Linked DNA regions of Homo sapiens: regions 2 and 3 are each linked to region 1. The links are chromatin loops, found by intact Hi-C in ENCODE. Cell type or tissue: ovary. All regions are shown on one strand.

Evidence for each region. Peaks named below come from ENCODE experiments on the same cell type or tissue, not always from the same donor. Only the 100,000 strongest peaks of a DNase experiment are listed, where the experiment ranks them.
Region 2: it touches region 1 in a loop (4-fold over the local background); 81 of 110 quality-filtered maps call a loop at or near these places.
Region 3: it touches region 1 in a loop (2.7-fold over the local background); 63 of 110 quality-filtered maps call a loop at or near these places.

What each region holds. Positions count from the first base shown.
Region 1 is chr3:129,486,146-129,494,145 of GRCh38, reverse strand. It overlaps IFT122 (intraflagellar transport 122), which reads right to left. Exons shown (of 30, transcript NM_052989.3): 16 at 5,749-5,889; 17 at 1,952-2,005. Among named protein-coding and RNA genes, the nearest start is that of RHO, 38 kb to the left of the region's middle. RefSeq lists silencers at 3,784-3,853, 4,260-4,468 and an enhancer at 3,566-3,860. In ovary, a CTCF peak has its summit at 3,805 (motif pointing left); a DNase peak (open chromatin) is centred at 3,725; H3K27ac peaks cover 1,781 bases.
Region 2 is chr3:129,603,074-129,611,073 of GRCh38, reverse strand. PLXND1 (plexin D1) reads left to right here and starts at 4,398. Exons shown (of 36, transcript NM_015103.3): 1 at 4,398-5,745. The coding sequence starts at 4,435. LOC124909431 (a long non-coding RNA gene) reads left to right here. Exons shown (of 2, transcript XR_007096079.1): 2 at 720-1,196. RefSeq lists enhancers at 2,186-3,176, 3,177-4,169, 5,162-6,154, 7,147-8,000 and silencers at 4,070-4,229, 4,380-4,439, 7,574-7,868. In ovary, no CTCF peak of the experiment used is centred here; DNase peaks (open chromatin) are centred at 3,913, 5,450 and 7,693; H3K4me3 peaks cover 3,538 bases; H3K27ac peaks cover 2,004 bases.
Region 3 is chr3:129,930,654-129,938,653 of GRCh38, reverse strand. No RefSeq gene overlaps it. Among named protein-coding and RNA genes, the nearest start is that of TRH, 40 kb to the left of the region's middle. In ovary, a CTCF peak has its summit at 3,982 (motif pointing right); DNase peaks (open chromatin) are centred at 1,703 and 4,003; H3K4me3 peaks cover 786 bases.

The sequences.
Region 1 (8,000 bases):
CACCATGACCAATAAAAACGATCTATGGCACTCAGCAGGTGCATGTCAACATGGGCAGGTTCTTTCCCCCCGTCAGCAGGACAAGAACATCTCCCCTATCCAAAAGGCACCCACTAAGGATCTGCAGTTCTCTGGAATTATGCTGAGCACCCAGATGTGTGCAAATAAGTCTGCAGGCAGTCGATATAGAGCACACTCAAAGGCACTTTACTTTTTTTCAAGAGACAATCTTAGGAGTTTACTTTAACGCACTTCCCAGCTCATAGCATACGAGGAGAGGACTACATTTTGACCCCAGTAAGATGTGACAAGTAATAGTTGGACCCCACAGCAGTTACTTTTGTAGAGAGGAAAATTATGCTCCTTGGCTTCAGGTGAAGACCCCCAGATCCAGGCCAGTGGATTTACAAGTGAAAGTCAGCAGCACTGGGCATTTTGAGCAATAGCTCCGAACAAGCCCTTTACCACGCGGGTAGGTAAACCCCAGAATATACAGATGCCCCTTACAACACGCGGGTAGGGAGGGTATGTGGCCGAGAGAGCATGAGCTTAGGAAATAGACTGGGCTTGAATTCCACCAAGTTTTTGGCTATGGACCCATGGGGATGTGGCATCGTCTTGCTGAGCCTTAATTTCCTCCTGCATGGAATAGGGAGAGCAACAGTACCTGCCTCATTCAGTTAATGTGAGGATCTAGAACAGCATTCACATAAATCACGCATGTGGCACAGAGCAGATTACGTTATGAGGCTTAGCAGGCTGTGAGCTCCTGTCAGCCTCTCTCCTCCTCAGCTCTGTGCCCACTGAGCTCGGCACAAGGGCTGGCCCATGACAGGTGTTTATTATGGGGAAATGAATGAGAGGGACAAGACATTTGCTATTTCCTCACTGTTTCCAACTGGGAATTCAAATGTATCTCACATTCCCATACCTTCACAATAAATATGTTCAGGAGAAAAAATGTATATGCCTTTTAACAGACAGCCAGACAGCACTGAGATACACAGAAATTAAGAATAGTGTCTAAGGGCCGGGCATGGTAGCTCAAGTCTATAATGCTAGCACTTTGGGAGGCTAAGGTGGGCTAATAGCTTGAGCCCACGAATTTGAAACCAGCCTGGGCAACATGGGAAAACCCTGCTCTAAAAAATATACAAAAAATTAATCAGGCGGGGTGGCACATGCATGTGGTCCCAGCTACTTGGGAGGCTAGGTGGGAGGATCATTTGAGCCTGGGAGGTCTATGCTGCAGTAAGCTGTGATCGTGCCACTGCGCTTGAGCCTGGGGAACAGAGTGAGACCTTGTTTCAGAAAAAAAAAAAAAAAAAAGAAAAAAAAAGCATAGTGTTGACCACCACCCAGCAAATGGCATACCTACAACCAGCTTCCTTAGCACACTGCAGGCCTATTGGGTTTGGATGACAAGGTCAATATTCTCAGCCAGAAACAGTAGGGCTAGGGGTTGCTCCAGAACTCTGGGGCGCTCAGTTCAGACTGTGGGCCTTGCTCCCCAGGTCCATTTCTGGGGAATGGAGCTCAGCTCATGTGCATTTGGGAAACTCCTCCAACACTATCAGATTACTGGAGTCTGAGAGGATGGTGACCAGCTATCCGCCACCAGGAGGATGCAAACCAGTTCCTGAGAACCTACTGAATCCTCACAGCAGCCTGTGAGGTAGGTCCAATCCCTTTTCACAGACTAGAAACCCAACCCTGGAGAGATCCGGAACCCATGTGCCTCACCCAGCTATCACACAACAGCTCACACTACCTGCTGTTGTCTCCCCCAGTGTGGCCACTCTGCCCCCGGAGCAAGGCTGTGGCCCAGATGCCCAGACGCCAGTGAGCTCTGTTCCCATGTCCTCAAGGCTCTTGCCTGTTAGAAGGGCTGCCCCTAAAACAGGAACCCCAAGTATGCCTTCTTGAGAAGGAAAAATGCTTCATCTTTTACCTCAATGCTGCTGATGAGCTCTAAATATCGGAGGTCTTGTACTCTGATGAAGGCCTGTGGCGAAGAAATAAAGAATAAAATAAGCTGTCTTCTTGGCTTCAAAAGTGGGTGATTGGCTAGGGGTGGGAAGTCAAGCTCTATCTAGACAGTGAGCCACAGAGGAGAGGAAGGGAGCAAGCACAGATTAATCATCGTGCGTGCAGGAGGTTATACCACCCAGCGAGGCATGGCTTTATCCATGGGATTGGACCATGTAAAGAACAGCAAAGACATCCCAGTTGCATCAGTCATTTTGAGATCAGGTAAAACAAAACCGTGATGCCACAGTCTGTGGCGGTGCCTCCTTGGGAGACTCTAGACCCAAAGAAGAACAAGCCGGTCTGACCCTCTGGGGGGTCACGCAGCATCACAGCAGGAGAGGATGAGATGCATGGACTGATGAGAGACTGCCTATACATCTTGGCAACATGGGTAGAATGCAGGGGACAGCTATGCCTACCCAGTGGTGCCACAGACACAGGGGACCCAGAGCCCCTGGTACCACAGAGGGAGCAGAGGAGGGGAAAGCTGAGAGGGTATAAAGACAGATTCTGGAAGAAGGTGGAGGGGTAGGGAATGAATCCCACCAAGTCTGTGGAAGGCAAACTCTTTATGTAAACCCTAAAATTGCAGCCCTTGCCTTGAACTCACAGTAAAGCCAGAGACTTTAACTCATGGACCTCTAGAAGTTTCTGAGGAACAAGCAGACTGGTGTTAGCTAAGCTAGTTTTGCTGCTTTCAGATTCTGCCCAGGGTTTGGAGGAGCACAAGCCACCAGGTCAGGCTGCTTTCAGGTGGCTTTGCTGTCACCATTTATTGCCCCATTCAAAATGGGCTGACCTGTGCCTAGAGGAGGCAGCAGCTCCAGAGCCCTTTGAACTGAACACGCAGAGCAATCCTGACCACTTGCAGCCTCTGCTCAGCAGCATGGCATCCTCCCTCCTGAAAAGACCTCGGGAGATGAGCAAGTCCCCGGCCTGCCTTGCAGGTGACCACAATGCAACTTTATCTTTTCATCCCACAGGACCAGGCTTCCTGTCAAGAGACTGAGGACCCAGGGAGAAACATGTCTCGGCCCCTGTCCCCCTCCACAATTCAGAGGTCCACATTCTAACAGGGAAAGCTGGTCAATTAAACAGATCATGACACCTCCCAGAGCTAAGAGCTCTCCAACTACGAACCACATGCCTGGAGAACACGGATGAATGGTCTGAGCATGAGCAGGGGTGGGAGGCAGCGTTAAGGGAGGCATCAGAGTCAGAACCTGGCAAACAAGTGTTTGTGAAGAGGAATTCGTAGAAAAGGGCAATGCGGGCATCACATGGGCCAAGGAACACAGGGCTAAGACTACCTGTGTCCCAAGCTGTAGGTCTTACACATCACCCTCTAGATCTGGGTTTCCTTAAAGCGCCTTGAGAGGGCAACCCTGCAAAGCCCAGCACAGTGGCCAAGAGGGAAAGGAGCATTCGAGGTCTGAGTCCTCGCTCTGAGCCTACTTCTCTGCTTCTGGGCTCCAACCATCTTCTTTGTGGAAAGGGGCCTGCTACTGACACCCTCTCAAGGGTCTTTCTAGCTGTAGCTCAGCTGTGCTAGTGTCTAGGATTTGCCCATTAATAAATCTGTTTCCGAGTTCCTTCAACCTGACACATTTTGCAGCGTCAGGGTGCCTGGTCAGAGTCACAAGGCCCCTGAATGAGCTCAGCAGAGGGAAGCCTGGGAATAGGGAGGAACCTGCAGCTCTGCTCAGGGTCTGGCGGGAGCTCAGCAGCTCTTCTCTGCCATCTAGTGGGGATGGCTGTCCATCTCTAGGAACCACTATATCCAAGCTGGTGAGCCTGAGTGCCTGGCACAGAGTAAAGAGGTGGGGTACTCGGGATTTAGATGAAATAGTAACATCCAGCCTATCTTCAATATCATGTGGCTTTTTCAAAACAGCATGTTGTACACAATAGATATATACCACATACACTTACTTTTCAACTATAGTAAATCTGGCTGGGTGTGGTGGTTTATACCTGTAATCCCAGCACTTTGGGAGGCTGAGGCAAGAAGACTGCTTGAGCCCAGGAGTTCAAGACCTGCCTGGGCAACACAGTGAGTCCCCGTCTCAATATTTAAACAAATATATAAAAATATATATATTTATAAAAATATCAGTAAACACTCATATTAAACCTTGTGGCTTTTTACAATCCTTTCTATTCTAGGGATTTGTCGTCTCCCTCCCTGCTGGCATTTCTGGGTGGGGCAGGAGAGGGAAGCTCCCTCCATAGAGATGCCTCCTCCCTCCTCTGAATTCTTTTTTTTTTTTTTTTTTAAGTCAGAGTCTTGCTCTATGGCCCAGGCTGGAGTGCAGTGGCACCATCTCGGCTCACTGCACGCTCCGCCTCCCAGGTTCACGCCATTCTCCTGCCTCAGCCTCCGGAGTAGCTGGGACTACAGGCGCCTGCCACCATGCCCGGCTAATTTTTTGTATTTTTAGTAGAGACGGGGTTTCACCGTGTTAGCCAGGATGGTCTCGATCTCCTGACCTTGTGATCCGCACACCTCGGCCTCCCAAAGTGCTAGGATTTACAGGCGTGAGCCACCGCGCCTGGCCCCTCCTCTGAATTCTTACAGCCTCCTCCATCTCCACTTTCCTACACTGAGGACATCTAAAAATATAATCTAGATCATTGTTACACAACGATCACTTCCCTTGTTTAGTAATGGCTAGCATCTGCACAACCATCCCTGATTTAAATTCCCCTTTACAACATCTCAGTTAAGCCTCATGACTGCAGCGGGCATTCTCACCACCCCCATTTCAGAACTGGGAGGACTGGGGCTCCAAGGAAAGTGGCTGGCCTGAGGTCCCAGAGCCCCTTATGTGACACAGCTCGTTCTCAGCCAGGCTTCTTAGTCCTGGTCTGGTCCAGTCTCCTCTCTTCATGCCTACAAGTCTTGATCTAACCCAAGGCGGGCATCACGTCCCTCTTTGCCACTCCTTCAATGTCAGCCCGGGAATATGGACAAAATGAGCAGCTCATTAATTGACTGTGGGGAGATAAAGAGGGAAGGGGTAGGGGAGTGGAGGTTGGAAGCCATTCCTTCCTCCATCTGAGGTTCTAGATGGAAACACAGCTCAGGAACATACCTGGGCTTTTCCTTATGTGCAGAGAGGGGTCAGATGTTTTCAGCCATCTCTCTAGCTTTCATAGACTAGGCCAGGAAAGGACACAACGAATCAAGTCCATGAATCCCGCCATGAAGGTACGTGGGAAGTGCCCACATTGCTGTCAGAATCAGAGACCTTGACCATCTCTCCCACCTTAGTTGGCAGATGCTAAGAAAAGCAGCATTGTGTGCAGCATCATGGCCAGTGACTACACCGATAATAAAAGCCGCCATTTACGGAGTGCCTGTGATGTGCCAGGCTACTAGTCAGGTGCTTCCCACAGAGAACAGCTAATAAGAGTGACAGCCAGAATCTGACATGCTGCTCCTGGGTCAGGCTTTACAGGCATCCTCCCATTTGATCCTCACAGCTTTGTGAGGATGGGGCCTGTCATCATCCTACGTCTATAGAGAAGCAATCTTAGAAAGGGTGTCACCTACCCAGGCCCACAGTGAGGAAGTGGCTAAGATACAAGCCCAGGTCAGCCTAACTCCAGAGACTGCTGCAGTCTATGGCCTCTCCGTGCCACCTGGGTCCCCATCTGCCTTCTTAAGGGACCCCACAAGGACCAAACTCCAGCTCCTGCTGGCTAGATGCTTACCTTCTTTGCTGTTTCAAAATCTAAACCTTCTAGCGCTTCCATGGCCAGTTCACGCCAATCAGTGTCTGTGACACCCAAGCAAGCAATCTGGTAGGCTTCCTTGAACAGTTTCCTATCCAGGTACTGGTACATGGGAGCGGACTGCAGGATTTCATCAAGGGAAAAAAAGAAGACTGTTTTCAGAGCCATGGAAAGAACCAGATGCATACAGAGCCTGCCTCCAGATGCGTGGGATGATTACCCATGCCTGGGGAGCAGCCCTGCAGCCGCCAATCAGCACCCTGCCCAGCCTGCCCAGCCCACCCTGTGTGCTCCATCCTGCACCTCTCTCATGACTGGGCTACTGTGCTCCACAGCACAAACTCTCTGCCCATCCTCCCCTCCTTCCCACCTACAGGCCTGCCTCGCCATAGGATGTCACCCTCACCTGGAATGCCTTTGCCCCTCCCCACTCTGCCTCTGGAAAATACCTATTTGGCTTTCAAGGCCCTGTTGAAATGTCACCTCTTCTGCAGAGTCCTCCCAAGCCCCTCAAGCCCCCACCCCAGGGGAAAGAGTCTCAGCTTCCTCTGCCCTTTGTCCAGATCGCAGGTTGTGCCGCAGTTACAGGCCTGTTCCCACAGCAAAGCCGTGCACAGCCGTGGGCAGTGGTGGGTTGTATCGGCCTCCCTCAGCAGAACCCCAGTCTACGTTTGCTGACACAATGAATGAGTTCGTGGGAGGAAGCGGTCTGGAATGGCCTCTTCTTCCAGGGACTGAGTCCAAGAAAGGTAAGTGATTTGCTCCAAGTTACCCTGGAAGCCTCTGGAAACAGCTCTCCTGATCCCTGCCCTGGGGACAGATGCCCTCCTACAAGATGGGGTTGCCTTGCTGTGAGTGCCCATGAATAGTTCCTAACGACTTCTCTTTCTTAGGTTTATAAAAGGCTTTTGGCTGTCCCCACAGTCCTGTGCAGTAGGTATTATTTCTCCCTGGCTACAGCCCAGGAGACCGAGACTCAGAGAGGACAAATGACCTGTCCCAGCAAATAGCTGGCAATAGCCAGAGGTGACTGGACTCCAGGTTCTGTGCCCCTTCCTGCCACATGTATGCACGCGTGTATATGTGCATATGTGCGTGCAGGCCTGAGAATGAGTCTTGAGTTGGGCCATGACATCTTTAACAAGGAAAGGCCTTGCCCTTGTTTTAGGCCAGCCAGTGTGCTTCAGTGGCCTGCATCTCTCCTGGCTTCCTGGGCAGGGAAGAGAAATCAGCCAGGACCTCTGTGCTAATGGTTCCCAAATGTGGAGCTTGAAGTATTGTTTTCTCCATTTGGGGCTTTTGTCTGTCTTTGAAATTTCCAGTCCCATTTTTTAGCTTTAGAATTGAAGGAATTTTTTTTATTTTGAGTCTGTCTACTCTCAGAGCAAAACATGGCTGCTTCCAAGTGCTTATCTTTTCCACCATGCCATCTCTCCTCATTGGCACATTAAATGCTCCCTTTAGCGGGGCAGCAGGCATAGGCTACGGAGCAGGTGACCTAGAACCCAGGCCAGGCTCAGCCACATCCTAGGCTGGTGACTTTTTGGGTAAATCCATTAACTTCTGTTTAGATGTCCTGCCCAGCTCAGGCTACCATGGGCAAAGGAGAGATGTGCTCCAAAAATAATGAAGCACTGGGCAAAATGCAGGCATGATCATTACCTTCACTGTATTTTCTCAGCACCAGCTCCTCACCATCTCCCAGGCTCTCCAGTCTTGTTCCTACCCCCACCTTTCCCTTTGTTTGAAAAGCTTCCCTGCTCCACTCTTCCTTTCCAGACCTCTCAGGGCTCAGATCAAGTTTCACCATCTCCTGGAAGCTTTCTCAAACTCCTGAAAGCTTTTCTTAAAGCACACAATGAGCTTTCCTTTCTAAAGTCCGTCAGTAAGTACAGCCTGTTGCAATTTAGTTGTGTTTTGTGGTTTTTGCTATTTTATGAGTCAGTAATAAGGAGAAATAATAATAGAAATTTGGCTTGACGAAACCTGAAAGATGGGTATAATTAACCCCATTTCACAGAAAAGAAATGAGGCCCCAAAGAGTGAAATGAGTTGCTCTAGTTACAGCTGCTTGAGATGGCAGAGTCAGGACTGAAAGCTGGTGCTCCTTCCCCGAACCACACCAACTGCTTGCCATGCTGACTGCCCCGTGAGTGGGACAGGCACTCAGGCAGGCATATCACAGCTGAGCATATGATGGATGGCTAACACTTGGACTTACTTGGGAGGCA
Region 2 (8,000 bases), 120 kb before region 1:
GGATTAAGAAAATGTGGCACATATACACCATGGAATACTATGCAGCCATAAAAAAGGATGAGTTCATGTCCTTTGTAGGGACATGGATGAAGCTGGAAACCATCATTCTGAGCAAACTATCGCAAGGACAGAAAACCAACACTGCATGTTCTCACTCATAGGTGGGAACTGAACAATGAGAACACTTGGACACAGGATGGGGAATATCACACACTGGGGCCTGTCGTGGGGTGGGGGGAGGGGGAGGGATAGCATTAGGAGATATACCTAATGTAAATGACGAGTTAATAGGTGCGGCACACCAACATGGCACCTGTATACAAACGTAACAAACCTGCACGTTGTGCACATGTACCCTAGAACTTAAAGTATAATTTAAAAAAAAGGGGGGTTGCTAAGACCCCCCCCGCAGGGTTGCTCCCACGGGGAAATGAGACGGGTCCAGCCCCCGAGAAGCAGCAGTGATGGCTCCCGGCACCACCTAGGCCCATGGCTGGATTGCCAAGCCGTCCCTAGGACTCTTGTTTCCAGCACCTTCCTGTGGCTGAGGCGGTGCTCTAAAGCATTAACCTTGCAGGGGCATTTCCTGCAAGGAAACGTTCTCAGAGGCCAGGCCCAAGGGACGGGAGGGCAGGAGCCCCCTCCTCCCAGCGCAACCCTGGCCCCACTGTTATTTTTTCCAATTGAAGAAGAAAAACATTTCCTCTGTCTCCTCACAGCTCTGCCCTGGGCAGTCAGAGGTGAGAATGGACAGGACAGGGTGGGAAGCCCACCCAGTGGGGTGGAAGGCCCAGGCCCGCCTTCTCCGAGCCAGCATAGCCGTTGACCACCGTGCCCCAAGCAAGACTGCCCTGACTCGGCCACCAGGTCCTCGTCTTCAAAGGCACTGCTGGACATTTCCCAAATTTCAGGCATTTTGGTGGCATCTGGATTATCACCTATTTCACATTTGTCTTTAACTCACTTTTAAAGGACTTCAATCAATGCATTTATCAAGGAAGCTTTACATCATTACTGTACATGGAAAACCAGTAGCACTTGCCAAAACCAGAAAGTAACGGCAAGTACAAAGAAAACAAAGCGCTATCAGTACATTCTAGCACGCTGATGTCAACAGCCCTGAGTTTGAGACCTTCTCTCTATTAAAAAGAGACAGTGACAAATGTTACAGTCATTAAAGACATGTTAGCCTCAAACCAAGACCTTTTCCTTGATATAATCAGACTTGAACAAAAACTGAAAAAGGCCCAAATTGCAGTGTGAATAACCAACTAGGTCTGGCTATTCTGGGTTAGTTCATTCCAAGTTAGTTATTGCTGGGTCCCACCTAATCCCCACTCCTGAGTACCTTTCATCTCCCCTTGGTTCCCTCCAAAATTCCCTCTGGAAGAACACCTCATTGCATCTTAGTAAGGCCAGGGAAGGTGTGGTTTGTTCCTTCCTTTATTCATTCATTCAGCCAGTAATTGTCAGCACCTCCTCTGCCCAGCCAGGGGTATAGGGGCTGCCACCATGAGCCATCCTGGCCTGATGGTGCTCCCAGCTAATGGGTAGAAGGGAGAAATCATAAGATGTGGAGCCAGATCTGGGTTTCAATCCTTACCTTGCTAATGCCCCTCAGTTTCCCCATCTGTGAAATGGGTTTGCTGACCACAGCCTAGTCAGCTGGCTGCAAGGATGGTGTAAGATCTGGTAGGGCAGTGCTGGGCACAGGATTCACTCTCACCGTCTGGTGGCTCTGCTAGCCACATTGGGGCTCAGGACAGGAGGTGGAGCCCTGGTCTTTAGTTGCAATGCCCCCCACCCCAACTCCTGGCTCTAACATGGGCTTCAGGGGTCATGGTTCACTGCCACAAGGCGGGGAGAAACTGGTGTTTGCTAAGAGCCTTGTTGTGCTTGACACCTGTTATGTTATATTCTCCATCTCACACCCTCCCAGGGGCAGGTGTTCTGCTACGATTGTCCTCATTTTACAGTTGAGGAAACTGAGGCTCAGAGAGGGTGAGTGCCTTGCACAAGACCACACAGCACTTCTCACCTCCAGTTGATGTGAGGATACTCAGACCCGAATACCCTTCACCTAGAGAGCTCCTAAACCCCACTGCTCAGCTTGGCAGGGAGCTTGTGTCCCAAGTGCCCAGGATCATCACCACAGGCTGGTCTAAGACAACACTGAGCATTATCCTCACGGCTCAGTGGGGGGAGCTGCAGGATGCAGCAAGATGAACCAGATGAGCGGGAGACAGGAAGGAAGAGAGGAGGGGCTGGAGAGGGAGTGGGGGTGAGGGATAGGGAGGGAGACAGAGAGAGAGACAGAGATAGAGACACAGAGAGACAGATGAAGAGTGGAAAGGGAAGGGGGCAAGACACTGAGAGAAGGAGAGACAAAGAGAGTGAACGGGAGGAGCAAGACAGATAGGAACAGAGATGGGTGGGGGCAGGAGAGAGAGAGATAAGACAGAGAGACCAGCGGATGGACTGGGGTGGGGGCACTGAGGATGTGAGTGAGGAGGAGGGGCATGGAGGCAGGCCCCATGCACCCCTGCTGGGCTCTGCAGTTGGCCCCCACGGGTGGCACGATGTGCGCCTTCTCCATCCAGAGAGGAAGACAGGGACACAGTCCCACGGGCAGTCCCCTGAGTGGCTCTTGGTGGGTGGATGGGCCTGGGAGGGGGCCTCCAATTTCCTGCAGCTCAACACTCCCGGCCATCAAAGCAGTGGCCAGACCAGGGCTGAGGGGTCTGGAACAAGGCGGGCAGGATGGCAGGAAGGCGAGGGTGTTGAGGGAAGTGGGGGGCGGCTGCAGGCCCAGCCTTTCCTGCCGGCCCCATGGTGCACAGACACCCCTGCCCTTCCTTCCTGGTTGGGTGGGAAAGAGGAAAATGAGGTCCCGCTACTCTCAGAGTGAGGCCCACCGGGCACCCTGTGGAAGCTGGGGGTCTGATGGGAGGCCCCGTTCTGAGAGGTCGGAGCTGAAGGGCTTTTGCTTTCAAACACTGTAGCTCTGCTCCTCATGAGCTGTGCATCTTGGGCCAGTCCCTTCCCCTCAGCCTTGGTTTCCATATCTGGAAGATGGGTTACCAATAGCGCTCGCCTCGGGGGAATCTGTGAGGAAAAAGAGAGCCCGTACATGGCAAGTGCTTGGCACAGTGTCTGGCACGGGCTAGCCCTGTGTGAGCACCCCCGCAAAACAGCCACGGCGCATGGTCCTCACAGGGCTGTGACCTTGGAACCAGGCTGCCTGCCCCTAACGCTGCTTTTGAGATCAAGAACCCTGCCCAGTGCCGGCTTTTGTGGGACTAATCTTCCACTAAGCCTGGGAGGATGTCAGGGAAAGTGCCTGGCGGGGGTGCCAGGGGTGGGGGTGCGGCTGGGTCTCCACAGGAGGCAACTGTGGGCTCCAGGACCAAGGCCTTGCTCTGGCTATCGGTTGTGGGCCACTGGCTGGAACTATTTCCTCTCTCCATGTTTTCCTCATTTATATATCTGACCCTGAGCACTGGTCCCTCTGGCCCTGCCACTTGTAAATCCCTTTTATGGGTCTGGGGTTTGGGGGACAGATTATGGGGTCTGGGGGGCCCGACTGGCCGGCACCGGGGGAGCGAAGGCCTGGACAGTGCCTGAGAAAGGTGGTGGAGGGAGGCTGAGTGTGGAGGGGAGACACAGGGTTCGGGAAGGCAGAGGGAGAAGGAAAGGGGAGCTCAGAGGGACCGAGAGAGGGACGGAGGGTCCGAGGGGGAGGCAGAGGGAGCCACGGAGAGAGGGAGCGAGCGTCAGGGACGGAAAAACGGAGCAGGAGAGAGAAGGAGACTAGAAAGGGCCGGGGGCGGGGCTGCCAGGGACTGGAGAGCGAAGCGGAGTCGGAGGGAGAAGGAGAAGCAGAGGCAGAACCCGGAGAAGCGCCACACGCGCGGAGTTTGGGGTGGGGACAGAGACGGAGAGACGCAGAGACCGAGAGACGCAGAGAGAGGGAGAGACGGGGTGGGGGAGAGGGCGGAAAAGAGAAAACAGGCGCGAGCGAGGCAGGCCAAGCGGCCAAGTGGGAGGAAAGAGCGAGGAGAGCGAGCGACGGCGGCGGCGGCTACGGGGAGGGACCCTGGGGCCGCGGGCGGGTCCTGGAGGGCGCGGGCGGCGGGACCCGCGGACGGCGGGGCGTGGCCCAGGGCGGCCAGGGGCAGGCGGGGGTCCCGGGGGCGGGCGGGGCCGGGGCGGGGAGTGAGGGCGTGTCCGCAGCGGAGCCGCCCCCGCCCCGCCCCCGGGCTGCGCGGCGAGGCTGACCCGGGCCCGGGCGCCGGGGTCGGGGGCGGCTGGCGCGGGCAGGAAGCGCATCGCGGCCCGGGCCCGCCCCCCGCCTCCCGCCGCCTCCGGGCTCCCGGCTCCCGGCCGCGCCTCGCCCCATGCACTCGCCGCGCCGCGCAGCCCGCGCACGCCCGGATGGCTCCTCGCGCCGCGGGCGGCGCACCCCTTAGCGCCCGGGCCGCCGCCGCCAGCCCCCCGCCGTTCCAGACGCCGCCGCGGTGCCCGGTGCCGCTGCTGTTGCTGCTGCTCCTGGGGGCGGCGCGGGCCGGCGCCCTGGAGATCCAGCGTCGGTTCCCCTCGCCCACGCCCACCAACAACTTCGCCCTGGACGGCGCGGCGGGGACCGTGTACCTGGCGGCCGTCAACCGCCTCTATCAGCTGTCGGGCGCCAACCTGAGCCTGGAGGCCGAGGCGGCCGTGGGCCCGGTGCCCGACAGCCCGCTGTGTCACGCTCCGCAGCTGCCGCAGGCCTCGTGCGAGCACCCGCGGCGCCTCACGGACAACTACAACAAGATCCTGCAGCTGGACCCCGGCCAGGGCCTGGTAGTCGTGTGCGGGTCCATCTACCAGGGCTTCTGCCAGCTGCGGCGCCGGGGCAACATCTCGGCCGTGGCCGTGCGCTTCCCGCCCGCCGCGCCGCCCGCCGAGCCCGTCACGGTGTTCCCCAGCATGCTGAACGTGGCGGCCAACCACCCGAACGCGTCCACCGTGGGGCTAGTTCTGCCTCCCGCCGCGGGCGCGGGGGGCAGCCGCCTGCTCGTGGGCGCCACGTACACCGGTTACGGCAGCTCCTTCTTCCCGCGCAACCGCAGCCTGGAGGACCACCGCTTCGAGAACACGCCCGAGATCGCCATCCGCTCCCTGGACACGCGCGGCGACCTGGCCAAGCTCTTCACCTTCGACCTCAACCCCTCCGACGACAACATCCTCAAGATCAAGCAGGGCGCCAAGGAGCAGCACAAGCTGGGCTTCGTGAGCGCCTTCCTGCACCCGTCCGACCCGCCGCCGGGTGCACAGTCCTACGCGTACCTGGCGCTCAACAGCGAGGCGCGCGCGGGCGACAAGGAGAGCCAGGCGCGGAGCCTGCTGGCGCGCATCTGCCTGCCCCACGGCGCCGGCGGCGACGCCAAGAAGCTCACCGAGTCCTACATCCAGTTGGGCTTGCAGTGCGCGGGCGGCGCGGGCCGCGGCGACCTCTACAGCCGCCTGGTGTCGGTCTTCCCAGCCCGGGAGCGGCTCTTTGCTGTCTTCGAGCGGCCCCAGGGGTCCCCCGCGGCCCGCGCTGCTCCGGCCGCACTCTGCGCCTTCCGCTTCGCCGACGTGCGAGCCGCCATCCGAGCTGCGCGCACCGCCTGCTTCGTGGAACCGGCGCCCGACGTGGTGGCGGTGCTCGACAGCGTGGTGCAGGGCACGGGACCGGCCTGTGAGCGCAAGCTCAACATCCAGGTACACCCGGGCGGTGGCGGCGGCGGCGGCGGCGGCGGCGGCGGGGGCGGGGGCGGGGGCGGGCGGGAACCGAGCGGGTCGTGAGCTGAGTGGGTCACAGGTGGGAGCGCGCAGAGATCCAGATGTACGTGGAACCCAGGTGTGCACGCGAGAATACAGGTGTCCCCCGAGGGGTACTACTGGCGCCTGTATGGCCCAGGTGGGCATGTGCAGGGACTCAAGTGAGTGCCGGCTCATGGGCGCGCATACCTAGGCGTACTGGGAGGGGTCCAAGTTGCCACAGGTACCCAGGTGCGCATAAAGCCCAGGTATGCACGTGAGGGTCACAGGTGCATGCTGAGGGCGCAGTAAGTGACTGCATGCCTGACCAAAGTTGTGTTCTGGGGCCACTGCGTGAGCCTGTCAGAGTTACCATTGCACGTTGGTGATGGGTGCATGGGTGTGGCAGGTGTGCAAGGAGGCACACAGGTGTGCACCAGGGCCCTGCAGATGTCTGCATGGACTTGTGTGCCAGCAAGCTGGGGCCTGAAGACGCACAGGGCAGACAGGTGTACTGCACAGACACTGGTACAACGGGACAGGGCTAGGTGTGCAGTGGGATGTGCGTGGCAGGGGACGCAGGTATTTGGGCATGAGTCGGTACTCTGAGGAGGCTGCATGGTTGGCAAACAGGTGTGTGCCTGAGGCCAACTTTTATTCACCTATTCTGCAAATATTTCCTGAGCACCTAGTATGTACCAGGTGTGGGAGTCTGGGGTAAACAATAGCACTTGTGGAGTGCCAGCTAGGGGCATCACATGTCACAATTCCCAGTTCTCAGAACAACCCTCTCAGGTAGCCTCTATTCTCATCACATTTTACAGATGAAGAAACAGGCACAGAGAGGTTAAGCAACTTGCTGAGGATCACACAGTTGGGCACTAGCAGAGGTGGATTTGAATCCAGCCTGTCTGGCCTCAGCATCTGTGTTTTTAATGCCCAGCCTTTGCTGCCTTCTGGACTTGGATCTCAGAGTGCGTGTGTTTTGGGGGCGTCCCAGGCAGCTGGGGTGGGCAGATGCCAGGGCCAGGAGAATGGAGGGATGTGAACAGGGGTGTTTTGGGGGCAGGAGAGGGCCGTGGGGCTCAGTGGGGAATGAGGAGGAGTACAGGCAGGCATGGGGCCCAGGTGTCTGAGGCTGGGTTGGGCAGTAGCAAGGGGGGCCAGGTTGACGGAATCAGCATGTGTGTTGACATGACAAGGGTGCGGGAGGGGACTTGGTGTGGTTCCCTGAAAGGAAGTTCATGGCAAGGGATTGCTCCTCACACTGGCTTTGGGAGCTGGGTCTGTTGATCCCCATAGTTCACCCTGAGGAATGAGGCCCCAGAATGACACTGGGGCCTTTCCCACACCCTCCACCCATCTGAGTCTGGCGAGCCCACTTCAGCTCCACTGCCTGCCATTCCCTTAGGAAGCTGCATCTCCATCAGCAAAATGCAGAACTCAGCCTTCTTGTGGTGACCCAAGCCTTCCTTGGGGCCCCACCCTGTCCCTTCTCCATGGCTGTGACAAGAATTTCATGAGATTAACCATTCCTCTGTGGGCGGGCCCAACACTGGGGCTTTGAGAAAATGCAGATTCCTTCTCCCAAGGTCGAGGTCGGTCTCCCACGACTGCCCACCATCTGGCCGGCCACCCTGAAAGTAAAGGTCACGGTGGGTGAGCAGGGCAGACAGTCCAAAGGGTGGTGGGGCTGCTTGCCCTGTGCCATGGTTGGTTCATCCACCATCTCCACCCCAGAGCTTCATCTCGCAGGCAACTGTGTTTGGCACTGGGGGTCTCAGTGGGGAGTCGCTGAATGGAGAGAAGTGTCCTGTGGACTGAGGGCCTTCCTCCAGTAGTTTCAGGCCCTGTGTCTCGGCCCTTTGGTGTAAGCTGATCTGTGGGATTCCTTAGGCCAGCCCAGGGTTCCCTCCCCCTCTGGCAAGAACCATTCTGGTTCCCACGGTCCGCTCCCTCGGTGCAGTGACTCACCCAGCTGAGGGGGGCTGGAGCTTCTCTACCTAAGGGGACAGGGCCTCTCCAGGGACACAGCCCCAGGACAGAGTGGCGAAGGGCCTCTTCCCCACCCCAAGGCCACAGATTCCGGCTGCGGCCTTCCTTGGTCACCCTCCCTGTGTTTTCCACACCCTTCTCCTCTTCGCCGTGCCCGCTGTGGGCACAGGCCAGTGCCACTTGGCAGTATCTCCCAGAGGTGCTCAAGGTCCCCGGTCTGG
Region 3 (8,000 bases), 440 kb before region 1:
GATGGTCTGAAGCCCAGGAGAGGAGGCAGGGATGGGGAGAAAAATCTGAACACCCTGCACCCACCGTTTGCCACCACCATTTGCCACCACCAGGTGTCCATGGGCCAAACTTGGCACACAGATAGGTATCATTTGGTCCTCAAGATGTTTTATAAACCTACACTAGTTCTCAGTGCTTGAAACATTGGAGAATTTCACTAAAAATCCAGATTTCTGGCTTCTCTTAAATAGTCAATTGGGCAGTAATGACATGCTTTCCCACGAGACAAAAACCAGCTGGAGAGCATTAGCCGGGACTTGAGCTCCCAGTAATCCCCAGTCCCCGTACTCTCTGTTGTCTCACAGCCTGCCCACTCCCAACTGTAGGCATTCATTCATACATTCATTCATTCAACAAATCACTGTCGAGTGTCTACTATGTGCCAGTGAACTGGACAGGGACAATGATCCCTGCCTTCCTAAAGCTCAAATTACGTGAAAGGAGACAAGACAATAAGCAGATAAATAACTAAAATACGCACGTAGCTGAGGGCAGCCAGAGAAAAATCAAGCAGGGGAGGGGCTGGGGTGCCAGGGTGGAGATGAGTATACGGGTTTCAATAGGTGGCCAGGGAAGGCCTCACCAAATAGGGACATTGAGCAAAGGCCTGAAGGAGGGGAGCAGGCGGACTGTGTGGATATTGGGAGGAGAAAGTTCCCAGCAGAGGGAGCAGCCATGCAAGGCCGCAGGGGCACAAGCGCTCACCGGTCAGAGGGGCAGCGAGGAGGCAGCGTCCGTCCGGTGAGTGAGGCCCAGATGAAACTGGGAGGACACATGGGCCAGGTGTTGAGGGGCTTTGAGGGCTACCTGGCCTTTACTCTGAGGGAGTGAGAGACACAGTTCTGAGCAGAGGCTGGAGGTGACAGAGTTTCACAGGACCTCTCTGGCTACTGTGTGGGGAGTGCAGATAGGGAGACCAGGGAGGAGCATTTTCCCCTTGCTTTAAAAAGAAAAAAACTGGCCAGGCGCAGTGGGTCATGCCTATAATCCCAGCACATTGGGAGGCCAAGGCGGGCGGATCACGAGGTCAAGAGATCGAGACCATCATGGCCAACACGGTGAAACCCCGTCTCTACTAAAAATACAAAAATTAGCCAGGCGTGGTGGCATGTGCCTGTAGTCCCAGCTACTCGGGAGGCTGAGGCAGGAGAATCACTTGAACCTGGGAAGCGGAGGTTGCAGTGAGCCGAGATTGTGCCACTGCACTCCAGCCTGGAGACAGAACAAGACTCGTCTCAAAAAAAAAAAAAAAAAAAAGAAAGAAAAAGAAAAAAACTGCAGTAAAACATAGGAGGCAGGAGAATAGAGTCTGCAGGCAGGGAACCTAAGGCAGGCAGCCTTATGCCTCACTCCGACTTCCTTGAACTAACTTGAAAGGAAAATCCTAACTTTCCATGCCTAAGTAAAAAACGACCAGAGGCTACTCCCTTTGCAAACCCCCAGCCTTTTCTGGACAGCAGATGGGAAATTGGCTGTCCACAACCAATCAGACTGATTGCCTGTTGAGTCTTCCTTCGCAACTTTGTAACTTCACTCCAGCCTCTGAATGGTTGCTGTCCACAACCAATCAGACTGATTGCAGCTGAGTCTTCTTTTGCATAGAAGTATAACTTTGTAACTTCACCCTAGCCTCTGATTGGTTGCAAAAACCACCTGACTGATCACGGGCTACCACTTCATTTACATGAGGTAAGCATGAAGTGCCCAGTGGGAAACTTCTAGAGGGTATTTTGACCCAAGAAGATTCTGTATGGCTGGCCCTTGAGCCGCTGCTCTTGCCGCTCCCACGCTGTGGAGTGTACTTTCGTTTTCAATAAATCCCTGCTTTTGTTCTTTTGTTGCTTCATTTTCTCTGCTTTGCTGGGCGTTTTGTTCAATTCTTTGTTCAAAACACCAAGAACCTGGACAATTGGCAGTCACGACCCTTTACCAGTGACACATATATAACATAAAATGTATTGTTTTAGCCATTTTAAGTGTTCAATTCAGCGGCGTTAAGTACATCCACAATGTCATATAGTCATCACTACTCTATATTTCCATAATGTTTCATCACCCCAAACAAAAACTCTGAACCCATTAAGCAATAACGCCCCATTCTCCCTTCCCCCCTGCAGTCCTTGGTAACCTGTAATTTACTTCCTGTACTGATGAATTTGCCTGTTCAAGACGTTTGATATAGGCTGGGCATGGTGGCTCACGCCTGTAATCCCAGCACTTTGGGAGGCTGAGGTGGGCGGATCACTTGAGGTCACGAGTTCGAGACCAGCCTGGCCAACATGGCGAAACCTCGTCTCTACTAAAAATATAAAGATTAGCCGGGCGATTAGCTGGCCATGGTGGCAGGCACCTGTAATCCCAGCTACTCGGGAGGCTGAGGCAGGAGAATCACTTGAACCCGGGAGGCAGAGGTTGCAGTGAGCCAAGATCACGTCATTGCACTCCAGCCTGGGTTGCAAGAGTGAAACTCCACCTCCAAAAAAAAAAAAAAAAAAGATGTTTGATATAAGTGGGATCATGCAACATTTGGCCTTTTGTATCTGGCTTATTCCACTAAACACAATGTTTTCAAGGTTCCTCCATGTTGATGGATGTATCAGTACTCATTCCTTTATTCCTTCTGATGGCTGAATAGTATTTCATTACATAGATATATTGCATTTCATCATCAGGTTCTCATGGTGAACCACTCATCTGTTGATAGCCATTTGGGTTATATCTAACTTTTGACTATTGTGAATACTGATATGAACATGGTTGTATAAGTATGTGTTTGATTCTCTACTTTCAGTTCTTTTGGGTATATACCCAGAAGTAGAATTCCTGGATCATATGGTAATTCTATGTTTAACTTTTCTTTCTTTCTTTTTTTTAGATACAGGGTCTCACTCTGTCACCCAGGCTGGAGTACAGTGGCACAATCACGGCTCACTGCAGCCTCAACCTCACAGGCTCAAGTGATACACTCACCTCAGCCTCCTGAGTAGCTGAGACTGCAGGCATGCACCACCATGCCCAGCTAATTTTTTCAATTTTTTATAGAGGTGGGGCCTCTCCGTGTTGCCCAGGCTGGTCTCAAACTCATAGGCTTAAGTGACCTTCCTGTCTTGGCCTCCTAAAATGCTGGGAATACGGGCATAAGCCGCTGCACCCAGCCTATGTTTAACTTTTTCAGAAATCACCATACTGTTTTCACAGCAGCTGCACCATTTTATCTTCCTACCAACAATGTATAAGCGTTCCAATTTCTCCACATCCTTACCACCACTTGTTATGTTTCATTTTTTAAATAAAAGCTGTGCTAATGGGTGTGAAAGGGTATCTCACTGCAGTTCTGATTCACATGGCCCTAATGACTAATGATGTTGAGCATCTTTTCCTGTGTTTGTTGTCCATTTGTGTATCTTCTTTGGAGAAATGTCTAGGGAGGAATCTTTTCCAATTGAGAGATGATGTTGGCTCACACCAGAGTAAGAGCAGAGAAAGTAGTGTGAAGTGGTCAGGCTCTAGGCATGTCTTTGGAGGATGGAGCAGACAGGGTTTGCTGATGGACTAAACGTAGGGTATAGGATAAATAAAGATGACTCTAGCATTTCAGGACTGAGAAATCACTGAGATGGAAGGCTTCAGGGTAAGCACGCTTGTGGGGAGGAAGAGGAGTTAGGTAGGATTCTGAGACCCCTGCAACTTGAGGATTGGAACCCTAGGAGGAATTTAATGCTTCGAGAAAGTGAACAGTGGGAGAAGAGAGGTTTCCTATCATTTACCACCAAGCTGTCTATGAGAACCTTCTAGGGTCACTTTTTCACTTTAGCAATTCCTGGTCACCTGGAGTCATTGGCCCGGCTAGACTCCCCAGTCTCATTCCTAGTTTGAGACCTTAGAGGTGGGAAATGTTCCTCAGGCTGCAGATCTAATTATGGCCTGCAGGTGGCACTGCAGAGCCAGAAATAACCAGGGCCCTGCGACGGTGGGCTACGGACCCGGGACCAAAAATTGGAGTTGAATTGTAGAAAAGCACAGTTCTCAAATCTTTGCACCAGCGGATTTGAGGACTCAAAGCAGTAAATGTCGAACCCAAGTTTTCAACGGGAAGGTCCCAGCGGGTAGCTGATTCCAAGAGACACATGCACGAGTTCATTTACCGCCGGTGAATAGTTACTGGGTATCTGTCGAGCACCTACTAAGGGCCACGCGGTGTGTTAGGTGCTGTGGATTCAGCCGTGACCAGGAAAGACTCAGTGCCTGCCTCAGAGTTGTATGGAGGCTGAAACAACAAGAAACACACCAACAAACAGATAAAATAATAAGATAACTACAGATTGCATTATAGGGGAAAGAAACGGGATTATGTGATGGAGAATAAGGGAGGAAGGGAATTATGTGAGGAGATGAAGCTTGGGTTGAGACCTGAAAGGTGAGAAGAACCCTGCAGCCTCTCCAGCGGCCCTTGCCAGATAAGTAAACTGGAGTTGAGAGGGAATCTCTCAGTTTCTGTGGTCGCACAGCCAATCACACCCAGCATCACTATTTGAAGTCAGGCCCTGCAGACTCTGAAAGGGGCTTGCTAATGGCTGTCGGGAAGACTGGGTGAAGTAATGAGGGCAAAGCCCTTAGGACAAAGCATGGCAGCTAATCGGTGATTTCTCAAATGGAAGCAGAGTTCTCAAAGAAACCTCCAGAACACACCCAGCCTTTCCTGCCTTTGCTGTGAGGCCAGTGGGAAAAAATGTAATGATGCCAGGTAAGACTTGCACCACTGACATTATAATGATGCAAACGTGTGTGCAAAGGTGAGGTGGAGACTCCTGGCTTCTTCAACTCTGAGAGAAAGACAGGGCCCCAGCCAGGAGACGTGTGCCCGGGAGCTCTGCCCTGACCCCCAGGAGTGGGCTGGGAGCAGGAGGCCAAGGACCCCAAGGGCGCAATCCAGGTGCTGGCCCTGAGCAGGTGAACTTCCCATGTGTGGGGACCTAGTACTCCCTGCCTGGAGGTACCTGACCTCCACATCCCACATTCCAGGGAGAACCAGGGCTTTCTCTCCAGCTGTGGTGGGCCACTCACTTGCCCCACTAAAGCTACAGAGACCCTCCTCACACACACTCACATGCTTACACATAAACACTCATTCACCCCATTTCCATTCACATGTCCACACACTCAGATGTGTGAACTCACACACACATACATGTGCTCATACCTTAATACTCAAACATTTATATCCACATGTTCATACACTCACACTCAGTCACTCACCCACGTACAGTTGCAGATACACTCAAATGTTCACAGGTTCACTCATACACTTAAACCCATGCTCAGTAATACACACATTTGTATAATCATAATTCAAACATATATATTCAATCTGCTCACACACATTTGCTCTCAAGCATTTACCTACAGTTACACACTCTCATGAACTCACACTCATCCACACACATAGTTACACACACAGATTCAAACATTCACAGGCTGATATATTTGTACATGCTGACTCACATCCAATGAACACACGCTCACAGACACTTGGCTATTCACACACATTCACACAACACACACATGCACACACCCACACTTCACTCACTTACTATTTATATTTCACAGTCATACATGTACTCATTTATATGCACATTCACACATGCTTGCAAAGATGTTGACTTACCCACTCAGCCATACCCGTATACACACAACATTCACACCTGCTCATACTCAGATTTGACTTACATACACACACTTATACTCAAGTGCTCAGACATTTACACTGATATACTCACATAGACTCACATATTCACACACATATGAATATTCATGCCCACACACTCAAACATTTACACACATTCACTCATCAGGGAGATGTGCCCAATCGTCTGACCAATCAGTAGCATCAGGAAGGCATTTCCTTTGTGTTCACATCTGCACCCTCTGTGGGTTAGTGTGCTGATTGAATGATGAGAGATTGCCCAAGAAAGGATCCTCGACTCTGCCAGGAGGTTCTTGTAGCATCTCCCCAAGAACACCTTTCTCCTTGGGGAGTAGCCCCTCACTGCTTGCCTTGGGGTCCCTGAGAATAATCGTGGGCTGAGAGTCAATGGAGCAAGGGCCAGGCGTGTGGTCTGAGAGGTAAGAAGGAATGAGAAGAAAGGGAATCACAGCCAGACATCTCAGGAAATCTCAGAACATACTCTATGAAATCATCATTCATTGGCCCCTTCCTCCCCCAAGTGTCAGAACCTTGTAGTACAAATAAATGAATATTTTTAGAGTGCTTACTCTGGGGGCCAAAGACCATAAGTCTAATCATCCACAGACCATCTCAGTCTACAGACCCTTTTCTTTGAGCTGCACATTTTTAAAATTTGAATTTCAAAAAATTAGCCAGGTGCAGTTGTGCACACCTGCGTTCCCAGCTACTTGGGAGGCTGAGATGGGAGAATTGCTTGAGCCCGGGAGTTTGAGACTGCAGTGAGCCATGATGGCACCACTGCACTCCAGTCTGGGGGATAGAGCGAGACCCTGTCTTTAAAAAAAAAAAAAAATGAATTCCAACGTCTTTGGCAGAAGAGAGGGCACTTCTGGAATGATCAAGTCAGGACCTCTGAAAATCCACTCCTCCGTAAGAGCAATGAGAACACTAGCAAAAATTGTCAAAATTGATGTTTTCAGTACTCCGGGAGTTAATCAAAGGCTTACAACAATGCAGGAGCATTTTTTTCAAGACAATCTCAGTAAGAACAGTGAGATTTGTGACATTTTAACTTGTCCTATTTCCATCTCCCTCTCCTAGTTCTGCAGTATTCTTGAAAACTGACAGCCTTACAATAATGATAGCCATGAGAACCAGCACCTTAGCAGCTGCTGGAGGGGAAAGAAGGGTTTGGAGCTTGCTAACAAGTCCCATCCCCAGAAAGTTGTCATCATTTGACCTGTCTGGAAGTTCCTTGGAAGTCCCTACTCTCAGAGCTTGCCTTTATTTGACCTGAGAGTTCAGTCAATGTGAACAGCCTTTACCCTGGGGACATTTGTCAAAAACCATCAACAGCAGTTGTTTAATATTGTAGCTGCCAGAGGCAGTGATAACAGATGGGGCAAACAAGAAGCTGACCAAAAAATTTAAAAGAAAAGTTAGGAATGAGATGTCCATTGGGGGCTTTGAAAAACTCCCACATATTTTTGGGGATCTAGACGGCTGTGCACATGTACAAGACTGTGCACTTTCCCAGGAAATACCTGATAAAACCATAATCCCTCACTGCTGGCTCACCTTGAGGCTCTGCTCAAGCAGGAAGTGAAGACTAAGGTAGTGTGGTAATGCTGGAATGTTGAAAGCATATCCTAACAACACACACAGAGTCCCTTGTCAAAGGCTGGTAGACTTACTGGTCCAGAGCATTCAAAGAAATCTCTGTCTGATATGGTTTGGCTCTGTGTCCCCACCTAAATCACATCTCAAACTATAATCCCCATGTGTCGTGGGAGGGAACTTGTGGGAGGTGATTAGATCATGGGGGCAGTTTTACCCCATGCTGTTCTCATGATAGTGAGTTCTCATGAGATCTGATTTTATGTGACAATTTTTCCTGCTCACACTCTTGCCTGCTGCCATGTAAGACATGCCTGCTTCCCCTTCCACTATGACTGTAAGATTCCTGAGGCCTCCCCAGCCACATGGAACTGTAAGCCGATTAAACTTATTTCCTTCAAAAAATTACCCAGTCTCAGATATTCTTTATAGTAGTGTGAAAACAGACTAATACACTGTCCAATCATTAGCTGACCACTAAGTTAACCAAGCAGAGACTTTAGTAAAACATGGCAAAGAATACAGACTTTACAGAATTAGTCCAGGAAAGACATTAAACAAACAGAGGCAGCAACAACAATGAACAGCAACAACAACAAACCCTGGGGAGGGAGACATCTGATTTCCAGAATTTTCACACTATATTATTCAAAATTT